Regions from separate parts of the Homo sapiens genome. Here regions 2 and 3 are each linked to region 1. The links are chromatin contacts, found by Hi-C or POLR2A ChIA-PET in ENCODE. All regions are on one chromosome and are shown on one strand. Each heading gives the region's core, a stretch centred on a gene start or an enhancer-like site at or near the end of the contact. The rest is flanking DNA. Distances are from core to core; before and after follow the strand shown.

Region 1 (3,723 bases), core at 764-3,263:
CCTCACTCCCCAAACAAAGGGAAGACGCAACATGATTTGGTGTACATTTTTTTTCCTGAGGGACTTACTGGATGGTCCCTTCCAGAGTGAGGTACACATATCCACGCACTGTGGTCAGCGATTGCTCCCGGCACCCAGCGCAGCAGATGGGTGGGTCTAACCAGGTCACTTCCCCAGGAGGGCATAATTGAGCAGTTTCCGCATCAGGTCCACGTGGGCCAGCAGCATGCGGCAGGCAGCGGCTGTGGCGCTTCAGGCCCAGGGCGTCCCCATCAGCGTACTTGGACTGCAGCAGCCCCAGGTAGGCCTCCCACGTGTTGCCCACAGTCTTGCTGCAGGTGAAGCAGCGCACACAACTCCTGAGCTCAAGCGGTCCTCCTGTGTCAGCTTCCCAAAGTGCTGGCATGAGCCACTACGCCTGGCCTGATATATATATATATATATATATGTTTTTTTTTTTTGAGACGGAATTTCACTCGTTGCCCAGGCTGGAGTGCAATGGTGTGATCTCAGCTCACCACAACCTCTGCCTCCTGGGTTCAAGCGATTCTCCTGCCTCAGCCTCTTGAGTAGCTGGGATTACAGGCATGTGCCACCATGTCCGGCTAATATTTTTGTATTTTTAGTAGAGACGGGGTTTCTCCATGTTGGTCAGGCTGGTCTTGAACTCCCGACCTCAGGTGATCCGCCCGCTTCGGCCTCCCAAAGTGCTGGGATTACAGGCGCGAGCCACCACACCAGGCCCGCGTGATGTATATTTTAAGACCTCTTTTGCTGGTGGAGGACAGGCTTTGTGTGAGGGGGAGGGATAAACAGTGGGAGCAAGGGGGCCAATTAGAAGGGTGTTGGGGAGGCTCAGGGGAGATGGTGGCTCAGGATGATGGGCTGGGTTTGGACAGGGTGTGGAGGGGCTTGCAGGTGGATGGTGGAGGAGTGTAACGAAGGTTTCTGGGTGAGCCCTGGAGGGAACAGATGAGATCACGCCATTGCATAATAAGGTGTTCCTTACTGTGGGGTAGCGGACCAGGCAGGGAACAACCTGGGAGGAATCAAATTTTATTTTGGACATGTTACTTCTGAAAGGCTAACAGACTTCCAGGCAGAAAGGTCCTTGAGGGAAACGTTCTAGGGGTCTCTCTGGGAGGCTTAGATCAAGGAGCTGAGACCAAAAGGAGAATGGGAGGGAGGAGACGAGTACAATAGAGTTGGAGCCAAGGTCCTAGAGGCGGATAGGTGGATTCCTGAGGGAGGAGGAAGGGGCTGAGGTTGCTGGAGCCTGGCAGCTTCTTCCGGAGCCATTGGCAGGACTGATGCAAACAGCTCTGGGTGGGAAGAGGGAACCAGGATATCCTCCTGTGTCCTTCCTTTTCTGCAGTCATCCTGGGTGGCTGCCAGATGGAATTCCTTGGATATCATTGCTTGGAGGTCCCCTGCATGCCTGAAGAAGGACATGGTGGAGAGCAGGATGCCTGGATCCCATGGGGGAAGGGAAGTGCCCAGGAAAGCACGAAGCCCCAGGGGGAGCTTTCAGTGCGGGGGTGAGTGGGGAGGCTGGGGTAGTAGCTGACACTGTCCCAGCTGCATCCCAGGTTTGAAAAGCACCTCCTCCCTCAGCGCAGGCATCCTGCCTCCCAACCCTGTAATTACGGTGCTTCCCAACGCCCATCGCGTGGTTTGCTCCCATTCTTTGGCTTCCAATAGTTGCAAGGGATGAAGGTGGACATCTCTGTGATTACGGAGATGCCAAGTGGGTATTGACTGCTCCAGGATGTGGATGGAGGGTGTGAAAACCAGGGTGGGGTGACGCAGGCTCTGGGTCATGATAGGGAGAGCAGGCAGCTGGGTCCTGGGCTGGAGGACTAAAATAAGGGACGCCACCTTCAGGGGTGACACATCAGCCCAGGCCTTCCCAACGGGTTTGACCAGTTCTGTTCTGATGGTATTCCTGTGCCACTGGGCTGGTCCCTCCTCCACTCCTCCCCTATAAAGCCTCTTGGGGTTCCCAGGCACCCAGACTCAGCCCACCCCAGCTTTGGGGGCCAGTACATAGCCATGATCCTCAACTGGAAGCTCCTGGGGATCCTGGTCCTTTGCCTGCACACCAGAGGTGAGGTGGGAACAGAGGCAGGGACTGCAGTTTGGGGTGATGAGGGATACTCAAGATGGCGGAGGTGAACTGGACGCATGGGGTTGGGGACAGGAATTCAGGGGACGCAGAAGGTGCATCTGGCTCACCAGAAATGGCTTTCTGGACACATTGGGTGGGGGACATGGTGCAGAAGGTGCATTTGGCTCTCACCAGAAATGGTTTGCTGGCTCCATGTGGCAAAGTCGGTCAGGATTAACGTGGGGGGGACGAGTTTCCTCGGAGCTGGGATCTGTGTTAAGGAGCTGGGGTCCTTGTAAAGCTGGGGTCTGTGTGCCTGGGGGCCAAGGTGTAACCCACTTTGGGTTGCAGGTTGGCCTGAGGACAAAGCTAGTGGGGTACCCCAACCAGGGGTGGATGGAGCTTATTTGGAGAAGTCTGGTCAGTTTAAAGTGGGTCAAGTGAACGGTTCAGATCCATCGGGGGTAGGGGTTCATGACATTTTACCATCAGTTAAGTATTTACAAACCTACCGAGAGCTCTTTGAGAGTGACTTTTTTGGTCTGTTTGTGGGTCAGTTCAGGCTGCGTCCATCCAGACAGGCTCCTCCTCCTGGGGCTGGGGCTGGGTGGGGCTGGGGAGAGAAGCCCTCACCACCTCTTACCTTTCTCCTTCCTCCTTTACAGGCATCTCAGGCAGCGAGGGCCACCCCTCTCACCCACCCGCAGAGGACCGAGAGGAGGCAGGCTCCCCAACATTGCCTCAGGGCCCCCCAGTCCCCGGTGACCCTTGGCCAGGGGCACCCCCTCTCTTTGAAGATCCTCCGCCTACCCGCCCCAGTCGTCCCTGGAGAGACCTGCCTGAAACTGGAGTCTGGCTCCCTGAACCGCCTAGAACGGATCCTCCTCAACCTCCCCGGCCTGACGACCCTTGGCCGGCAGGACCCCAGCCCCCAGAAAACCCCTGGCCTCCTGCCCCTGAGGTGGACAACCGACCTCAGGAGGAGCCAGACCTAGACCCACCCCGGGAAGAGTACAGATAATGGAGTCCCCTCAGCCGTTCTGTTCCCAGGCATCTCCAGGCACCCACGCCCTCTCCACCCTCTGATTCCCCGTGAATTCTTCCCAATTTAGCCTGTCTCCTTAAACCTCTTCCTCATTCCCTCGGTTTTATTCTGAACCCGTAAGGTGGTGTTCTCAATATTTCCTGTCCCCTCCTGAGATCCATACTTAGTCCTCACATCGCCCGTTTTTTCCTCTGACAGCCTAAGCCTACTCTCCTACCTCGCCTCCAGGCCTCGGCCGCACCTACCTCCCACCCGGTCTTCCTGCCCGCGCGATCGCTGGGGCAGGGCTATGGTACTGTGTTCCCTTCTGCCACCTGGTGGCCGGCGGCAGGAACTATCAGTAGACAGCTGCTGCTTCCATGAAACGGAAAAATAAAAATCATGTTTTCTTAATTCTGAATCTAGGCTGCTGCTTTAACTAACACTTAGGGTCTTTTTTATTTATTTTTATTTATTTGTTTTTTTCTTTTTTTGAGACGAAGTCTCGCTCTGTCGCCCAGGCTGGAGTACAGTGGCACGATCTCGGCTCACTGCAAGCTCCGCCTCCCGGGTTCACGCTATTCTGCCTCAG
Region 2 (3,944 bases), core at 640-3,139, 360 kb after region 1:
ATTGGCCTCAGTAAGTCACGTAGCCACGCCTGGATTAGTGGGTAGGAGTTAAATGGAGTGGCAAAGTTCAATTTTCTTACACCCTTTGAAGGAAAGAGGGCCTCAAGTATTTAAAAATAGGTCTGATAATCACAGTGGATGTTACTGTTCCCACTTTACTGATGAAATAGCTGAGGCTCAAGAAGTTTACATAGTTTGTTCAAGAACATGCAGCAAATATCAGAGAGAGGAAGTGAACCCATGCCTTTTGATTCCTAGGACTGTGACCTTCCCCTCCACTGGGTTTTTAAGATGCTAGGCCTGGCCAGGCACAGTGGCTCATGCCTGTAATACCAGCACTTTAGGAGGCTGAGGTGGGCGGATCACTTGAGGCCAGGAGTTCGAGACCAGCCTGGCCAACATGGCTAAACCCTATCTCTACTAAAACTACAAAAAATTAGCTGGCGAGGTGGTGTGTGCCTGTAATCCCAGCTACTTGGGAGACTGAGGCCGGAGAATCACTTGAACCCAGGAGGCAGAGGTTGCAGTGAGCTGAGATGGTGCCACTGCACTCCAGCCTCGGCAACAGACCAAGACTCTGTCTCAAAAAAAAAAAAAAAAAAAGGCCGAGCACGGTGTCTCACGCCTGTAATCCCAGCACTTTGGGAGGCCAAGGCGGGAGGATCACGAGATCAGGAGATCGAGACCATCCTGGCTAACACAGTGAAACCCCGTCTCTACTAAAAAATACAAAAAAAATTAGCCGGGCGCGGTGGCAGACGCCTGTAGTCCCAGCTACTAGGGAGGCTGAGGCAGGAGAATGGCGGGAACACGGGAGGCGGAGCTTGCAGTGAACCGAGATCGCGCCACTGCACTCCAGCCTGGGCGACAGAGCCAGACTCTGCCTGAAAAAAAAAAAAAAAAATTAGGCCTTTTCTACCAACTTTTTGGACACTGCTGTGAGGCTTGGCTTGCTGGAACCCAGGAAGAAAAAGGATAAGAAGCTCATCTTTGCTCACTGGCCCCAGAGCATGACTTCTGGTGAGGGGCATCAGAATCTCTCTCCAAAACATTGAGAGACTTCTAATTCCCAAGACAAAACCAGGTGGGTTATAAAACTTGCACCACAATTGTTAGAAACCTTCCAGACAAAACCAATTTATGGTAACAGAAGTCAGAATAGGCCAGGCGCAGTGGCTCACGCCTGTAATCTCAACACTTTGGGAGGCCAAGGAGAGCAGATCACTTAGGTCAGGAGTTCCTGTCCTCAGGTGATCCACCCACCTTGGCCTCCCAAAGTGCTGGGATTACAGGCGTGAGCCACCACACCCCACCAGCAGCCTGACTCATAATGGTCCCCACTGACCTGGGCAAGCAGCTGGCAAGTGCTGACCATGTGGCCAGAGGAACAGACTCTTCCGTTTCATCAGTACTGCATCAGTCTGGGCATCTTGTATGACCTGAGGGAGGGAGCCTGAAAACTGTCTGACACTGGAGTTCCAGTCAGTGGTGGGCAGGGCTGGACCCAGAGTCTATTTGAGTGAGTCCACAAAGAAACAAGACATTACTTGTAGCCCAGGAGCTGTGGGGCAATCATATCTGTTGCATATATGTGGACATACATGCCTACCTTCACATAAATGTTTCTAGATAGATAGAGAAGGATCTAGTAACAGTTATGAGTCTGGGAAGTGGGACCGGATCTCCCTTTTTTTTTAACTGTTTTTTTTTTAATTGAACAGATTTTCTTGTATAATAAAAATGTATTTCAAAATTAGAATGACAGCAATAATAAACTCAGATTGCTAAATTCTTCAAACGATAGGAAAGCTGGTAACCCTGCCTCATGGGAGGGGTAAGCTTGTGACCCACACCTCGACAGTGATGTCTCCCAGCTATGGCGTGTCCTCTGGGCAGCTGGAAAGGAGGCTAAACATAGAAAAGCCTGTGGAGTGTGCCAAGACGGATCAGGCCTGGTGCTAGAACATTCCTTCACTCTGTCAATGAGCAACCACCTCGTACCTGTGTCTCAGGGACCGGGGACGTAGGAGTGAGCAAAGCACACTGGCTTCCTAGACCCCGAGACTTAGATGCTAAAGGAGGGGATGTGTGGGTCACTCTGGCCCAGCAGGAGGACAAGGAAGGAGAGTGAGAACCACAGAGGGCCCAGGAAGATCCCCAGGCCTGGTACAGGGCAAGGCGGGGAAGGTGGTATGCCTTTTCCAGGGTAGCCAGTTCCTTAGCGCCTCCTTTCAGGAACTCCTCTGCGCTATTGAGGGGCTAGAAGGTCTCTTCTTAATTAAAAATAATTTTATTTTAAAAATTAACATAAAGTAAAATTGATTTTTTTCAGTGGACAGTCCTATGAGTTTCACATGTGTAAAGATTCATGTAATCACCACAATCGATCATGTAATCACCACCACTGAAACAGAATAGCTCCACTGCCTAAAACACTCCCTCGGGCTACCCCTTTGTAGTCCCATCCTCTTTCCTGCCCCCGACAAACTCCCTGCTATTTTGCTATTTTGATCTAGTCTCTGTTGCTATCGTTTTATCTTTTCAAAAGTGTCACATAAATGGAATCATACAGTCTGTAACTTTTGAGAACTTTTTTCACTCAGCGTAATGCCTTTGAGATTCATCCAAGTCATTGCATGTGTCAGTAATTTGTTTCCTTTTTTCATTTTAAAAATGTATGCAGTTTGATGTTTTTCTCCTTTTCCTTTTCTTTTCTTTTTTTAAGCAAGGTTTCACTGTGTTGCCCAGGCTGGAGTAGTGGCATGATAATGGTTCACTGCAGCTTCAACCTCCTGGGCTCAAGTGATCCTTCTGCCTCAGCCTGAGCAGCTAGGATTACAGGCGTGCACCACTATGCCCAGATAATTTTTGTATTTTTTGCAGAGACAGGGTTTCACCATGTTGCCCAGACTGGTCTTGAACATCTGGGCTCAAGCAATCCTCCTGCCTCAGTCTCCTAAAGTGCTGGGATTACAGGAATGAGCCGGTGTACCTGGCCCCAATTAGTTTTTTTAAATTAAATTAATTAACTAATTGGCTATCAGCAGGAAACAAACCGATGAGCTTTTACATTTATATTTACCCATTTAACCACCATCTAGACAAGATAGCTTCAACCCAGGAGTCTCCCTTGTTTCCCTTGCAGTCAATATGTAGCACCCTCTTTCCTGCCCACCTCACTCCAAACTAACCACCATTCTGATTTTTTTTTTTTTTGAGACAGAGTCTTGCTCTTGTTGCCCAGGCTGGAGTGCAGTGGAATGACTTCAGCTCACTGCAACCTCCGCCTCCCAGGTTCAAGCGATTCTCTTGCCTCAGCCTCCCGAGTAGCTGAGATTACAGGCACCCACCACCACGCCCAGCTAATTTTTGTATTTTTAGTAGAGACGGGGTTTCACCATGTTGGCTAGGCTAGTCTCAAACTCCTGACCTCAAGTGATCTGCCCACCTCGGCCTCCCAGAGTGCTGGGATTACAGGTATGAGCTATTGTGCCCAGCCTGCACCCCTTCTCTTTTCCATGAGTCCATGGAAGTCTAAGAGTCAACCAAGAAGTAGGCTCCTGCCCTCACACCCTGTACTCTCATACCATCTGGCACCACAGGTATCTTTCCAGCTCTTCCAAAACGAGGCCTGCTTAGGGTGGGTTTCCTTTACAGCCCCACCCAGCCTGATTCTTTCTGTTCCTTCTAAAACATACACAAAAAGCCAAACACCTCAGGGGTCAGGAAATCCACAATTTCAAAGAAATGAAGTCCTGGTTGCCCAGAGGTGGGAGAGGAGAGGAACACTTTAGTTTCTTTTTAATTCTCAGTAGATTGTTGTTACATGACATTCATAATAAACTGTCCTGCTATGTAACATATTCTTTTAAATATGATTGTTCCTTCAAATGTGATACATGTTGGGAAAGTTGTAGGGAGATCAGTTAATAATCATTTATGGG
Region 3 (4,100 bases), core at 202-2,701, 430 kb before region 1:
AAGGTCTTGAAATCAATTATTTTTTCTTTCTGGATTTTTCCAAGTTCTACAGAGCGAAGGCTCCAAAGAAGACAGTACTAGGGCTGAGGACTAGGTGGGGGATGCCATCTGTGTGGGTGGATAGCTGGTCTCCCTGGGTGAGCTGGAACGCAGCCCCGTGGTACATCGAGTGCAGCCAGGGTTCCTGCAGCCCTGGATACACCATCTTCTGGGAGCTGAGGAGAGGCACATGGAAGGGGTACTGGGAGGAGAAGAGCTGGACCTCATGGGCCAGGTAGAGTGGGGAGGAGGTGGCCTTGGGAGAGTAGGCTTTCCCAGAGAAGACCACCTGGGAGTAGACGAAGTAGATGCCACTGGTGGGGACCAGGAGAGAATTGTTGCTCAAGGAGAAACCATCCTGGAGGAAGGCACGGTCCGTGTTTGCTCTCCAGAGCAGTGAGTTCTGCTTGCTGGGGTCTCCTAGGAAGAGCCATAGGGGATGGGGGTGGGAGATCAGGGGTCTGGATCAGAGGTCTCAATCCCTGAGGAAGTGGGCACTGAACAACTGAGTTCCTGGGGGATGGCAGGGGGAGGCATAGGAGTGGGCTCCCTCTGTTTTTTTTAGCGTGGGGGAAGTTGGGGGAGAGGGGTGGATGCTTGGGTTCCTGAGGCAGGGGTAGGAGGAGAGCTGGTGGGGACATGTCTGGGAGGTCAGGTGGATGTTTACCAATGAGGTGAGCAGCAGGTTTGAGGGTGCTGTGGGCAAGATGCATCTTGGGGTGCTGACGGGCAGTCTGGGCAGCTGAAGGTGTGAGGCCAACACCAGGGAGCCCCTAGGGGAGAACAGAGTTGAGGGGGGCTCTAGGGCTCAAGGTTTGGCTGAGCCACCCCAGCAGCCCCCATTCTCCTGCTGCCTCACCTGGGCCCCAGGCAGCAGAACCAGCAGCAGCCCCAGAAGGAGGAGGTGTAGGGTGGTGCCACACACCCTTGGGAGGAAGAGACGTTCAGGTGGTGTCATGGGGAGAACCTGCAGAGAAAGAGAGAGAGAGAGAGAGACAGTGAGCGGGGCGGGGCACGCGGCGGAAGACAGACCTCCCGCCCTGGGAGAGAGCACCCCCCGACCCCCGAGAGAGAGATCGACAGAGAAGGGGACAAGATGCAGTCAGAGAAACCCCAAGGTGAGCAGAGGGAGACAGAGAGAGACAGGAAGGGAACAGAGAGGAATCATGGCAGAAACAGAGAATGTGTGACAGAGACAATGAGACTGACAGATGGAGAGTCAGAGACAGAGAAGGAAACCAAAACCAAACCCACCAAGGCCCAGGCCCAGGCAGGCCGGGGATCCAGGCAGCAGGTGCAGGAGGGACCGAGGCCCAGGCAGAGGGCAGGACACTGCTGGGCGGTAGTCCAAAGCACGAAGCACGGGCAGCCCAAGGAGATGGGGCAGGAGAGCCTCACCTGCTGTGCGGAGCCCCTGGGCCCGGACGCTCAGGTCCCTTTATAGAGGAAGCGGCAGTGGCAGCGTGGCAGGCAGCGGGCGGGTTCTAGGTCGGGGCTGGGGCCCGGGGAAGCCCCCAGGGCTTAGAAGATACTGCTGTTTCAGTCAAAGGCAGGAAAGGCTGAGGCCTAGGAGAGAACCACAGGCTGGGGGTTCAGGCGACTGAGTTCTGGGAAAGGGAGTCGGGTCAGGGGAATCGTGGGCTGGGAGGGCCAGGGAGTGGGGTCAGGCCTAGAGTTCCAAAGAAGGGACAGTCAATTCAGAGAGGAGGTGGTTGAGCAGCTGGGGTGTGAGCTGGAGGCCCGGTTCCCTGAAGAGCAATCATATATAACATCTCTGCACCCTTGGCTGAGTACAGGCTTCTCTCTTTGCCCATTTCCTTCTCTTGTACCCCTGTCCTTGTCCCAAACAACTCAAATCATACTTGTCCCAGTATACGGACTTTCCAGCCCATCTGGCAGGTTTCACATCAAGAAGGTCCATTATATATCCCCTTCATCGGGGACATTCTGGTGTTTGCCTCTTGTCCAGGTGAAAATATTAATGGATCCCCCTTCCACTCTTGAAAGTGTCCTAGTTTGGAAGATAAATTTTTTGGTCCCCTTACTCAGAGATGATGCTGGACAGTCAAGTATGATGAGGTCTCATCTCACTCCTGAAGGATGCCCTCCATCTCTTCCTGACTTCAGGTGGCTTCCACAGAACAGATTTATATAACCCCAAATAAACACACATTCCAGGATCAATGTGGCAGACACCTTCCAAAGTTTTCTACAAAGGAAGTTTCAGAATTCCACATGGGTGAGGCTTAAGGGTGGTGACTTAGGGTGGGGTGGGGACAGCTAAGGGACTTGTTCTGAAGCTGCATTTGCAGAGCCAATACATTATTTTAAAATTGTTCCAGGCCTGGTGCAGTGGCTCACACCTGTAATCCTGGCACTTTGGGAGTCTGAGGTGGGCGGATTACTTGAGGTCAGGAGTTTGAGACCAGCTGGCCAACATGGTGAAACCCCATCTCTATAATAAATACAAAAATTAGCCAGGCGTGCTGGTGCGCATCTGCAGTCCCAGCTACTCGGGAGGCTGAGGCTGGAGAATTATTTGAACCTGGGAGGCGGAGGCTGCAGTGAGTCAAGATCGCACCACTGTATTCCAGCCTGGGGGACAGAGCAAGACTCTGTCTCAAAAAAAAAAAAAAAAAGTTTCCAAAATTTTTTTCCTTTTTATTGATATGTAACTTAGGTATGAGGTGGACACCTCTTAAGTGTACAGCTGATGAATTTTTCCATCTGTATGTAGCCACCACCCAGCTCCACGTATTTTCAGGTCCCCAGCAGGTTCCCTCATGCCCCCTCCCTGCTGATACCCTCCAAAGATAACCAACCACTCTCTCACTTTTATCACCATAGATTATTTCCTCCTGGTTTGGGGCATCATATAAATGAAATCACACAGAATGTACTCATTTCTGTTTGACTTCTTTCAGTCAGCATTATGTTTGTGAGATTCATATACGTGGTTGTATGTATCAGTAATGTTTTTAAAAAAAATTATGATGTAATATTCTATTGTATCAATATATTCTAATATATTCTGTTGATGGGGATTTGGTTTGTTTCTAGTTTTTGTCTAACACAAAAAATGTCTAACACGAACATTCTCATACATGAGCCCATTTTCACTTAGCTTGCAAGTTACAAGGTTTAAAAAAAGCAGTTTCTAAAGATGACTTTATTCACTTTTCCTAAGTTTGAGATAATACCAACTTGTCACCTCAAATATTATTACTGCTACTGATGTGATTTTACTTGGAGAGTGTTAGAGGGGTTGGAGCTGGGGCTGGTGGTGACCCGGGGTAAAGCCCACTGTTGCATGGGGCAGACCACTTCTCTCCCCAGGCACAAGGTCCCTGAGGGGTCTTGGTGTAACATGGAGGGACATGTAAGTAACATTCTGGGTGTGTATGAGCTATTTCTCCTGTTCTTCTCTACTTGAGGACCTGCCCCTTTGCCTTTTATGCTTTACTAGTCTTAGCTATTATTTCTGTAGGGGCAGAAAGGGGTGATCCCTTCCTGACCCATCATAAGGGTTATGGCCAATACTCCTATAATAAAAGACAGATTAACAAGAGAAAAGCATAATACATTTATTTAATCAAAGTTTTAGGTGACATGGGAGCCTTCAGAAATGAAGACCCAAGGACCCAGGGGAAAACTATTTTTATGCTTAGATTTGATGAAGAATGAACAGCTGTGCAGAAATGTAATTGAACAAAAGGAGTATCATCTAATGGTCACAGACTGGGACTGGGGGGATCCCAGCAAGGCCTGGCCATATTCTTCTTGGTCTCTCTGTACAGCATTCCTTCCTCCCAGGTATAGGGCAGAACCTCTTCTGGAATGAGGGTCTTATAACCTACTATCAGATGAGATAGGTCAGAAAATTTCTTTTCCTTTTTTTTTTTTTTTGAGACAGTTTCTCACTGTCGCACAGGCTGGAGTGCAGTGGCACGATCTTGGCTCACTGCAACCTCTGCCTCCCAGGTTCAAGCTATTCTCCTGCCTCAGCCTCCCGAGTAGCTGGGATTACAGGCACACGCCACCAAGCCCGCCAAATTTTTTTT

The links. Hi-C counts contacts between places; a loop is a spot of excess contacts on that map. ChIA-PET counts read pairs that join two places held with the same protein, here RNA polymerase II (POLR2A). Pooled maps may share reads with other maps.
Region 2: POLR2A ChIA-PET joins it to region 1 with 11 read pairs in PC-9. The contact joins the enhancer-like site here to the promoter of PSORS1C2 in region 1. POLR2A ChIA-PET finds 5 or more read pairs at or near these places in 3 of 52 experiments (CD8-positive, alpha-beta memory T cell, PC-9 and Panc1).
Region 3: a pooled map shows a loop between it and region 1 (2.9-fold over the local background). The contact joins the promoter of LTA here to the promoter of PSORS1C2 in region 1. A Hi-C loop is called at or near these places in 1 of 50 pooled maps. POLR2A ChIA-PET finds 5 or more read pairs at or near these places in 3 of 52 experiments (HEK293, activated CD8-positive, alpha-beta T cell and activated CD8-positive, alpha-beta memory T cell).

Annotation. Positions count from the first base shown.
Region 1 is chr6:31,137,356-31,141,078 of GRCh38, reverse strand. It overlaps PSORS1C2 (psoriasis susceptibility 1 candidate 2), which reads left to right and starts at 2,013. Exons shown (of 2, transcript NM_014069.3): 1 at 2,013-2,107; 2 at 2,773-3,545. The coding sequence starts at 2,053. The coding sequence ends at 3,128. It overlaps PSORS1C1 (psoriasis susceptibility 1 candidate 1), which reads right to left. Exons shown (of 6, transcript NM_014068.3): 4 at 2,620-2,649; 5 at 2,300-2,423; 6 at 987-1,438. The coding sequence ends at 1,147. It also overlaps the pseudogene POLR2LP1. RefSeq lists an enhancer at 2,513-3,493.
Region 2 is chr6:30,772,862-30,776,805 of GRCh38, reverse strand. The region is part of intron 1 of HCG20 (HLA complex group 20); the gene reads right to left. Among named protein-coding and RNA genes, the nearest start is that of HCG20, 8.0 kb to the right of the region's middle. Within about 2 kb of position 1,889, at least 2 of the 41 ENCODE cell types and tissues checked have a DNase peak (open chromatin) inside an H3K27ac peak, as active enhancers do.
Region 3 is chr6:31,569,640-31,573,739 of GRCh38, reverse strand. LTA (lymphotoxin alpha) reads right to left here and starts at 1,451. Exons shown (of 4, transcript NM_000595.4): 1 at 1,294-1,451; 2 at 899-1,006; 3 at 707-812; 4 at 1-459. The coding sequence starts at 997. The coding sequence ends at 47. LOC100287329 (a long non-coding RNA gene) reads left to right here and starts at 1,037. Exons shown (of 2, transcript NR_149045.1): 1 at 1,037-1,157.